2 separate regions of the Mus musculus genome follow, and region 2 is linked to region 1. The links are chromatin loops, found by intact Hi-C in ENCODE. Cell type or tissue: left cerebral cortex. All regions are shown on one strand. Links, peaks and the distances in the headings refer to the core of each region. The heading gives the core; the rest is flanking DNA. Region 1 holds the start of Gm38910 (a long non-coding RNA gene). Region 2 overlaps Bcl2l14 (BCL2-like 14 (apoptosis facilitator)).

What was found. Hi-C counts contacts between places; a loop is a spot of excess contacts. Peaks named below come from ENCODE experiments on the same cell type or tissue, not always from the same donor. Only the 100,000 strongest peaks of a DNase experiment are listed, where the experiment ranks them.
Region 2: a loop joins it to region 1, with 7 times the contacts of the local background. A loop is called at or near these places in 39 of 42 quality-filtered maps.

What each region holds. Positions count from the first base shown.
Region 1 is chr6:134,605,344-134,610,716 of GRCm38, reverse strand. Mansc1 (MANSC domain containing 1) reads left to right here. Exons shown (of 4, transcript NM_026345.4): 4 at 1-1,510. The coding sequence ends at 749. It overlaps Gm38910 (a long non-coding RNA gene), which reads left to right and starts at 2,714. Exons shown (of 2, transcript XR_869496.1): 1 at 2,714-5,042; 2 at 5,176-5,373. In left cerebral cortex, for the core only: a CTCF peak has its summit at 3,218 (motif pointing right); a DNase peak (open chromatin) is centred at 3,206.
Region 2 is chr6:134,423,017-134,428,389 of GRCm38, reverse strand. It overlaps Bcl2l14 (BCL2-like 14 (apoptosis facilitator)), which reads right to left. Exons shown (of 7, transcript NM_025778.3): 3 at 4,328-4,779; 4 at 930-1,094. The coding sequence starts at 4,772. Among named protein-coding and RNA genes, the nearest start is that of 4933406J09Rik, 22 kb to the right of the region's middle. In left cerebral cortex, for the core only: CTCF peaks have their summits at 1,011 (motif pointing left) and 3,083 (motif pointing left); a DNase peak (open chromatin) is centred at 3,041.

The sequences.
Region 1 (5,373 bases), core at 294-5,293:
CTTGGAGTGACAGATCTTCTCTGAAGTCCACAGCCCCCCTGCACTTGCGCAAACACATCAAGGCTGATGAAACAAGCATGCAGCTCCCTGAAGAAAAAAGCCATTCTCAGAGTTTACAGCTTCCCTCAGAACTAAAAATGGCTCATCTGCTCCCTAAAACTGTGCCGACTCCACCTACCACTGTAGCTGTGGCTCCCCTCCGTAACGTCTCTGCCACCCTGAAGCCTGAGCTTCTGTTGACCAGCATTTCAGTGACAGCTAAGACTTTGAAGCAGAAGGAGGCCACCACAGCATCACCTGTCACCACCGTGACCTCGAAGCTCCCAGGAGTCCCAGGGTCTACAAGTTTTACACCCGTGGTTACACATCAGGCAGCTTTGACTAACACCTTTCAGGCACATACAGACTCCAAAGGCATCTTAGAAACAATGCCCTTTCAAGGAGGCTCTACGCTGACTTCAGACCCGAGGCACGGGAAAAGCTCAACCTCAGAGTCTTCCATTACAAACAAGACTGCTTCCTGGGAGGACAGGAGGGTCAGTGTAGGCAGCGCATCGCTGAACAAGGGTCCAAAAAGCCAGCATGGCCTTTCATTTGAGAAGTGGCTTCTCATTGGGACCCTCCTTTGTGGTGTTTTGTTTCTGGTAATAGGTCTCGTCCTCTTGGGTAGGATGCTGGTTGAAGCCCTCCGTAGGAAACGGTATTCAAGACTTGACTACTTGATCAACGGGATCTATGTTGACATCTAAAGACAAGTTCGGTATCTCTTAGTTCATGTAAGAACTCATTGCCAATCGCACCTGTGTCCCTTCTGCCCAGCCGGTCTCAGCAGGAACTGTATCTTGAAGAATAGCCCTACTTCCCTCCCCCTCCCCCTCCCCCTCCTCTCCCTCCTCTCCCTCCTCTTCCTTTTCCTTTTCGAAACAGGCTCAGGTAGCCCAGGCTGGTTTTGAACTCCTGATCTTCCTGCCTCTGCCTCCTGAGTTCAGGGATTGCAGATTTTCACTACCATGTCTGGATTTTTAATTAAAAAAATTTTTTTTAATTTTTTTTTTCCCAATACTACATACAGGTCAGGGTCCTCTGCATGCTAGGCAAGCCATCTCCTTCTGAGCCATCCCTCAGTCCAACCACTTTCTGTTTGTCTGTTTGGCTTTTTTTTTTAAAGAGGAAGAGAAGAAGGGTTAAAAGAAACTAAGTTAAGTTACTGAGTGATCTGTCTGTAACATAGTAGCTGAAAATAATTCCTAACTAGAATGTTAAGTATACTTAAATATAAACTAGAAACGTAGTATCTGGCTTTAGATCAAGACAGCTTGTTGGTTTAGGACATCTGAGCTCTGATTCATTACTATTCCCCATTCCAGATAATGGCAACTGTTTGATACGAGTTTTAATGGGTCCTCTTTTATTTTTATTTTTTTATTTTATATGAATTCCAATAAAATTCATTCCAGATGTATCTTCCTCCAATTAAATATTTGAATAAATCTCTTGTTCTGGCGGCACAGCCAGCTGGATAGCTTTCAATTTCTTCCCATCAGCAAAGTGAGGGAGTGGGGAAGCAGGCACCCCATGCTGAAAACCTACGACCTCTCTTCCCACCAATGACCAAAGAAGTTCCTTAGGGAGGATCTTAGCAGAGTGTTAGTCCACCATGGAGACGACGGTTTTTTGTTATTTATTTGTTTAAGACAATGCCTCACGTAGCCTAGACCGGCCTCAAACTCTCCACGGAGCCAAGGGTGGTCTTGAATTCCTGATCTTCCTGCCTCTGCCATCCAAGATCTGGGATTACAAGTATGTGCTCCCCTCCCCCACCCCGTGACTGGCTAGTTAATTAGTTCTTATACACAGCCAAACAAGGGATTTAGGATTAGGCCTAACTTTTTTTTAAAAAGTGCTAACATTTTCTAAAATTGTACCAAGTCTAAAAATTTCTGACATTACTTATGACTATCTAAACTTGAACAACCATCAATTACAGGTTCACTGGGAATGATATCAGAAGTAATATGTAGCATTTTGATTAGTATACTATACTTTTTATTGGTTGCGTTCTGCAATTTTGGGGAAATGTTGATAAGGAAGAGATTTTGCCAGACAAGTGGGGTTAGGGTAACTAAGAGTGGAGAAGACCATCTGGGTCCGTTGGACCTCTCATCTCTGGATTTCAATGTGCTTATTGGCTATACAAGAATGGTAGAACCATCCAGATATAAACAGGTTAGTACATATTTGTGTTTGCACACGTATGTAGAGACCAGAGGTCAGTGTCAGGTGGTGTCTAGTTTGACACTGTTCTTGTGAAGAATACCATGACCAAGCAACATTTCCTGGTCAAACCTCACCAATGAGGGAAACGGGGCAGCAACTAAAGCAGGGACTGAAGCAGAAATCACGAGAACCCCTGCGGATGGGCTTGCTCCTTTCTTATATAGCCCAGGTTCATCTGTGTAGAGATGTACTGTCCACAGTGAGCTGGGTCCCCCTCCTTCATCCATCAGACAGAGGTCAATATCATGGAGGAGACAGTCTTTCTAGGTGTGTCACGTTGACAGTCAAGATACTAACACAGGTCATTTCCTCTACGATTCACCTATATATTTATTTATTTAGCTTCTTTTTCAAGACAGGTTTGGTGTGTGTGTGTGTGTCCTAGAACTAGCTTCGTAGACCAGGCTGACATGGAACTCACAGAGATCCCCCTGCCTCTGTCTCCTGAGTGCTGAGATTGAAGGTGTGCGCCACCACCACTCTGCTTTACGCCTTATTTATTTTGTTTAATCCAAGCTCTTGCTGAATATGGAGCTTACCGTTTGTCAAGACTAACTGGCCAGTGAGCTCCAGGAATCCCCCTGTCTCACCTCCCCGGTGCTAGGATTCCAGAATGCACCATCACACCTGCTTTTTAAGTGGCTGCTGGGATCTGATCTCAGCCTTTTCCTGACTGAGCTATTTTCCTAAGGCCCTAAACGTGGTTTTTAAAGGTAAAAATGGAGAGCTGACTCAGCAGTTCGGAGCACTTGCTGTTCTTACACAGGCCTGGGGTTCAGCTGCCGGCAGCCTACAGCTGTAACCATCTGTAACTCTAGTTCCAGGTGATCGAACATCCATCCCCTCTGGCCCCGCACAGGTACCTATATGTGTATATGTATACATACAATCTGGCACATACATACACTGAACACACACACACTTTGGACTTCACATGTGACCTAAACAGCAAGCACTAGAGGGCAGTAGCTGATTAACAAGGGTAGCCAGGAAGGCAGAAGGAGAAAATGACCCAAGGGCTTCTCCCCTTCCTCCTCACCTCTTCTCTCCTCACCTCCTCTTTCCTCAAGGCCTTCTTCCCCTCCATTCTCCTAATAACTGCCTCCCCCCCACCACCACCACCACCACAGTCTGGGTAAAACGAATTTGAGAGAAAAGCTGGCCTATTGAAAGTCCATTTTTTTTTCATGTATTTTCCAATTTACCAGCTTGACACAGCTCTCCAAGGAGCTTACACAAGCTTTAAGGAGGTTGAATAAATAAAGCCTGGCGATGGTTGAACAAGCAGCTTTTTGAATATCCACTTGTAGAGCAGAATCAGATTTGTAACCAAGTGCCTTGGGAGTTGGAAACGGCTCCCCTCCTCGTTAGTGGGCTTGGAGAGGAAAGAGAAAGGCTCTCTCTGTATGTTTATGGAAGCTGCCTCCTGCCTCCTTGCCTCCACTTAGTGCCCACCTTTCCTGGGATGAAAGACTTGCTTTTTTTCTTCCTCTTTTTGAGTTCTCACTCTAGCCCAGGCTGACCACGGTTTCTCAATCCTCCTGCCTTCAGTTTAGAAGTATAGACTTACAGGTATGTTCTACAACGCCTGGCTCTAAATGTCTCCTTTCCCTCCCCCTCCCCCCTCTCTCTCTTCCTTCTTTTCCGTCTCTTTGCCATGGGGTCATGGAGTCCAGGCTGGCTTCCAGTTGGCTGCGTAGGCAAGGATGTGCTTGAACTTCTGACCCCCCTCCTTTCTGCTTCCTGAGTGCTGAGATTGCAGATGTACGCCATGGTGCTTGGTGTTAGGCCGGGCTAGGATGGGGACCCAGGGGCTTTGTGCATGCCAGGCAAGCATTCTACCAACTTGCTCCCCCTCTTTTTTTTTTTTTCTCCTCTCAACTTTGACCACTGAGCAGCCCTACCCCTTTCCTTTCCTTTTGAAACAAGGTCTTGCTAAGTTGCCCCAGCTAGCCTTAAATTCAGCTCTGCAGTCAGGCGGGTCCTGTACTCGCCATCCTCTTGACTCAGATCAGCCTCCTGAACATCTGGGATTACAAGCTTGCACAAGCATCCAAAATGCTTTCTCCTAAATGCTTCGTAAATGAAGCAATCAGAGAGGAGGCTGTAGCCATCCATAGCTTAGGTAAGAGACGCTGTGAGGCCAGGCTCTGCCGGTGTCTGGTAAGGAAGCACTTGGATTAACGGCATTCTTGTTGGTTTAATTCTTGAGACCAGGTCTCAGGTAGAGTAAACTAGCTTTGTAAGTATTCTATAGCTGAGGCTGGCCTTGAACTCCTGAACCTCTTGGTTCTACCTCCTCAGTATTGGGTTTTCAGGGCTGTGCCACCACACCTGACTCATCTACAGCCTTTAATTTTCTTTTCTCAATGCAGACACTTTCGTTTTTAATATTAAATGACAAATGAAGCTATCCTGCAAAACAAAAGGTTTTTGAATATGGCTTATAAAGAGCTCATAACAGGCACTGGTCAGGTGTCTTGGCTTTTTACTCCCATAGAAAGCCTGCGGCTCTGCTAGGACACAGGCTTTCCTGTGGACACAGGAGGTACCTGGCTTGCTGGCCTTGAACAGAACATGCCCCGTGGTTCAGTCTTCTATGCCCACACCTGGATGGAAAGAACCATCATTGGCTACAGGCAGAGGCTGCCCGGCTCTCTCCCTGGACTTCTCACTCTATTAAGGCTGCTGTGTTCTGCCCACCTGACATTCCTGCGGCACTCCGAGGACATCTTGGTAGTCGGGACCATGAACTCTGTCAGCAGGTACAGCACCGGCACTTTGGAGTGAAAGGCCACAATGGCCAGCACACCCTCTCCCTCCTCCCATCCCATGTAGGTAGGTGGTCTGTAGAGTCAGTGGCGAAGCATCTAGGAGTTCTTGCATATCTCCCCCCAGGTGGATCCTTCACATGGACTGTGGGCACTGTATACACTGCTTCTTGAAGCCTTTCTCACTTGAGACTCCCTCCTCTCTGATGACTCTAGCTGTGCCAAGCTGACATAAAAGTAAGCAGTACTCTAGGCAAGCACTCTATTGTTCCCTACATGCTGGCCAAAGAAAGAAGGTGGTACCATCTGCCTCCCTCCCACAAGA
Region 2 (5,373 bases), core at 216-5,215, 180 kb after region 1:
GAGGCACTTTGGCACTTCTAGGGGCTGAGGAGAGAGAGCTGAGACAAAGGTCAGCAATGAAGGAAGGCAAACCCGGCTCCCTTCAGTGCTTCCCTCTGATCCCAGGGTTTCCCTAAGGCTTCTAGAGTCTGTAGTAGTCTCAGCCATTGCTACAGTGTACCCAGTGACTGATCTAATTTAGTCCCCAATTCTCCCTTTTTTCAGCACCTTCTGAATCAGACCTGGGGTTGCTGAATCAAAAATGAATTGTTTCCCACAGGTTCACGCTTTGAATGCCTGTCCTCAATGGTTGGCACTGTTTGGGAAGGTTGTGGAGGTTTAGGGGGTGGGGCCTGCCTGGAGGAAGTGGAAAACTGAGGGCGGGCCTGTGGGGGTATATTATGACTGGCCACTTCCTGCTTTCTTTGCTTCCTGATTGACTACAGAATGAACATCCACCATCTTCTGTACTCTGCAGCCATGTTCTTCTGCCTAAATGTATGTGGCCAACAACCATTGAATGCAACTCTCTGAAATCCTAAGACAAAATAAATTTTTTTCTCCCTTACATTGCTGCTGGTAGGCATTTCTCTCACAATGGCAAGAAAAATAAATATGTCTGACCATACTGGGTGTTTCACAGGGGTCCTGGGTTGGCTGATGCTCTAACTCTATGTACTAGTGTGATTAGAGCTAGTCCTCTTCTCCCTCCATGGGAGACTTTTCTTCTGACTTAGCAGTGGGCTGACATGTTGGCCAACAAGCTAATGGCATTCCTGTGTCTTGGGTGATGTCTTAAGCCAGAGCTCAAGGTCTCCATCGTGTTGCCTTCAAGTGGGCTGAGATTCCCAATTTGCAGAGCCCCGAGCTGTGTCCACACAAACACACCCAGACACTTCTGTCTGGCACATGCTCAACCCAACACACTCAACTCAGCAAGGAGGGCTTACCTTTATTCTTAGAGTCACAAGGTCCTTCAAACCTGAAGTACAGAATCTCCGAGACCCTCTCTTTGAGCTTGCTTCCTCCCTGGCTGTGGATGACATCTGGTGGTGGCCAGGAGTAAACAATTTCAGCCACTCTGTTGGCAATACAAGCCACTTTGGAATCCACAACTGAAACAAGAAAGCACTGCTCAGAGGCCATCCCCAGAACTGGGGATGCAGTGTGGACTTCTGGTTGTTTAGGATGAAGAGGCCAGCCTCAGATAAAAGGACTATGCCCAGGAGTTTGTGTTTGAAGCGGGACAGTCTTCAGAAGGGACTAGCAATTCCCCATAGGCTGGGGTAAGGGGGCAGTATACAGGGGCCCTTCCACACCTTCATCTTTTCTCCCTTGCAAAGAAATGCACCCAACATGGCGTGGGGTGCTAGCATTGCTTGAAAGAATGTTCTTGGTGCTTTTATTTTTATTAAGCTTAATTACATTTGAGGGTAACCTTTATACATTGGAGAAGGAGAGGTGATCTCTCAGTTCCCAGGAAAGTGTTCAGTAGTCTGATACTCCTTGCTTTTATAGTCACAAATTTCCCCTTAAGTTTAATAGAAAACATTCAAGTAATGCTTATAGGTAAACAAGGCTTCATACACACGACCACATCTGTCACCTCAGCACTCAGGAGTCCAGGGCTGCAAGGTCGTGAGTGTCAGACCAGCACAGACTACAGATAGCTCAGAAAAGTGTGTAACATACAACTCATCTTTCCTGAATTTGTAAGCCAGGAAGGGATGTACTGTGTGTTTCCACTCAAGGAAGGAAGATTTACACGGCATAGACTCAAGTTATAGCCACCCAGAAACAATGCAGCTTTGTATCCGCTTGGGGAAGGCGGGGTAGAGCAGGCAGGTACTTGGCTGACTTGTTGGGTAGTCACTGGTGTTCCACCAATCAGCTCACTGTAGGAACTTGAAGTGGTTCTGTGTTTGGTCCCAAGTGGAGTAGCTGAGTGTAATCATACTGTATTTGGAGAAGAGCATTCATTCACAGTAATTAATGATGGGGGTGGGTCAAGAGGTAGGGGTTAGTCTTGGCTACATAGCGAGGTCCTATCTCAAATAAGTAGTAAATAAACCCATACATACATACATATATGTATATTTGTATATATATATATATATATACACACATATCCAAATAATCTAGAATAATCTAGAAAGAAAGCCATCTCTGCCTTTCTCTTTTCTTTCTACTTGAATGGAGATATGATATCTAGAATCTCCACAGCCCTGTAGAATATGTTCTTCAGAACATCCAACATATAATTAGATATGCATAAAACTATGTATTATGGGAGCTGGAGAGATGGCTCAGCACTGGCTGCTCTTCCAGAAGTCCTGAGTTCAATTCCCAGCAACCACATAGTGGCTCACAACCATCTGTAATGGGATCCAATGCCCTCTTCTGGTGTGTCTGAAGACAGTGACAGTGTACTCATACATAAATAAATCTTAAAACAAAAACCTCTCTGTATTATGGTTATATACATTGTAATATATGGTTATTAAGCCTAAGATACAATTTAGCCAATAAACCCACTCTCTCAAATTTAGTTTTTATTCTTAATCTCATCTGAAATTTATTTTTCTTCTTTCTAAAAGGGGAGGAGATGATGTGAGTGATTTCTTTTGAAAAGTTAGGAGGGAAAGCCAAACAATACTTTTGTCATTTCCTCTAGGAAATGCGGAAGGAAGGCTGTGGAAACTTCCTGTCTCTGTGCAGGCCACAGTGACCCCTAAAGCCAGGTCATTGGGGCCTCCAGCTCTGATCCACAGTTGCTGACGCATGCGTGGGAAGACAGGGCAGGAGAGGAGGGCGGAACCCCTCTTGCTGTGGCCTCAGCCACCCGTGCATTTAGAAGCAGATGAACAAATCTGAGAAGATGGCTTCGTGTGGTTCAGGCAGTGTGTCCGCCACAAAGTCTCACTGCCTCTTGAGTGATGGGTTCTGCGTATTCTTAGGAGCCTGCATCCTCGCAGTCTAACTGAAGAAGTTCCCTTGGTCACAGGCTGGTTTGGAGCCATCCATGTCCATGCAGGGCTGATTCCAACTTAGAATGATCACAGCCCTTTAAAACTGAGCCGTTACTGCCATCTGCTGACTAACTATGGACAAGTTTCCTAGGCCCAACAAACCTGGCAGGAAGGGGCTCTGCTGAGGTGGGAGTGGGTGGGATGGCGGGAGAAGCGTCTGCTGAGGTAAAGGGCACTTCAGTGGTGGTAAAGTGGGTGGAGGTAAAGCCCTCAGTGATAGTACAATTTCTTTTTTCCTAACAAGGGAAGACTTTATCAGTTTTTTTAAAAAAAGAATAGTTTACATTTTTTGAAAAACTTCCCTTTTTAAAAGATTGTCTGCACGCATACCAGAAGATGGCATCGGATCCCATGGGACTATAGTTACACACTTTGTGAGCTAGCACATGGGTGCTGGGATTTGAACTCAGGACCTCTGGAAGAGCAGCAGTGCTCTTAACTGCTGAGCCATCTCTCCAGCCCGGTGGCTTATGTTCTGAAAAGTATTTTGTTTCTTTTCAGTTTTCCAAGACAATCTTACAGTATAACCCTAAGCTGGCCTCCAACTTGTTAAGTACCCCAGGCTAGCCTAGAACTGGCCATGCTTTTCTTTCTGAATGCTGAGGACGGCAGGTATGAGCCAGTGTGTTCAACTGAAAACCTATCTGCTTCTATCTCTTTGCCTGAGTGTCTTTCTTTCCTTCTTTCCTTCCTACCTTCCTTCCTTTATTCTTTCCCTCCCTCCCTCCCTCCCTTCTTCCTTCCCTCTTCATCCCTGTTACTCCTCTCATGCCTCTTCCCACTGCCCCCTCTCTTTTCTCTTCTCTCCCTTCTCCTTCCTTCCCTTTCTCTTTCTCCCTCTTTCCATTGTTTGTTTATTTGTTGTTTAAGACAGGGTCTCATGTAGCCCAGGTTGGCATTCATCTCACTATATAGCCAAGGCTGGCCATGAACCCTTGAAAGTCCTGCCTCCATCATCTGGCTCTTCTCTTTGGTCTTTCCATCAACCGGAAGAAGTAGGAGAGGGTGTGACTCTCCAGTATATGGGTGTAAACACAGTACCCAGGCTCCCCAGAGGTGAACTGGCCCAGGAAGAGGCAAAGCCTCTGCCCTGGCTAAGGTGCCTTCTCTCTCAAAGCAAGCTTCTTTACCATCACAGAGCCAGAAAACCCCTACTGCCACCATCCCCTCCCACCCTTCCCTCCTTGGGGAAAGTGGGTGGTTACGGCGGAAATTAAAGAAGTGGAAAGGCCTCTATCTTCAGCAGGTAAGAGGAGGCCAGCCTCTTGGCACACACAAGGAAGGAGAGTGGTGCTAGGCAGAGCTGTTCACAAGCCTACCTTCACTCTCCAGGCGCTGCTCCACACTGCTCAGAGACCTGGGCCAGTGCTGGTTGTGGAAGCCACTCTGCCGCTCTACCGGGAAGGGGCCCTGAGGACCCTGAGCTCGGATCTCCTTTGGGGAGCTCGGCAGGCCTTCCTCCTTCTCGGCCACCCTGAAGAGTGTTCTCCAAGAAGACTTCTTCTTGCCCAAGCTGATGTTCTTTTCGCTGGAGGGGGAACCTCTGCAAGGCAATGATACCTGTGTCCAGGAATCAGTTGACCAAGTCCCCAGGGCTTTCTGGGACAGACTCCTTGTTCTGGAGAGCTTGGGCGAGAAGACAGCCGGGGTGTTCTTGAAGACATGGTGTCTGGCGTAGAAGGCCAGGATTTTGAACTCTATGCTGTTTGGATCATCATCCTCCAGGGGAATGTCTTCCAGGTCATACACACTGGTGCTGCACATGCTGGGTCTGGAACGACAGAGGGCAAAGGTGCTTAGCGTGGGGGAGGGGGGCATTTGCTTTGCAGGTTAAGAGAAAGCATGGGGGAGACCTGGGAGAGCATCTTTTGGCTCTGAGATCACATTGTTAGGATAGGCAGGAGTAACCAGTGTCAGAAGAGCCTGGGGTACTTAACAAGTTGGAGGCCAGCTTAGGGTTATACTGGGACGGGGGGGGGCAGGGGGGGGGAGACAGAAGCATACACAAGCCAGGTAATGACAGACTACGGGCTCTAACGGAGGGGAAGATAGCTGGGTGTGGGGAGGCAGGGGGAAAGTCCGCTTCATATGGAACAGGTGAAGGCAACAGAAAGACAGGGGATGTGCTTTATCTTTAAAACTTCATGGCCAGTTGCCTGGAGGTGGTGGCACACACCTTTAATCCCATCACTTGAGAGGCAGAGGCAGGCAAGTCTCTGTGAGTTTGAGGACAGTCTGGTCTACAAAGCTAGTTCTAGGGCAGCCAAGGCTACATAGAGAAACTTTGTCTTGGGAAAACAAAACTCAACCCATCAAACAAATAAAAACCAAGAACCATGCTGGGGAAGTGGTGGTGCACGCCTTT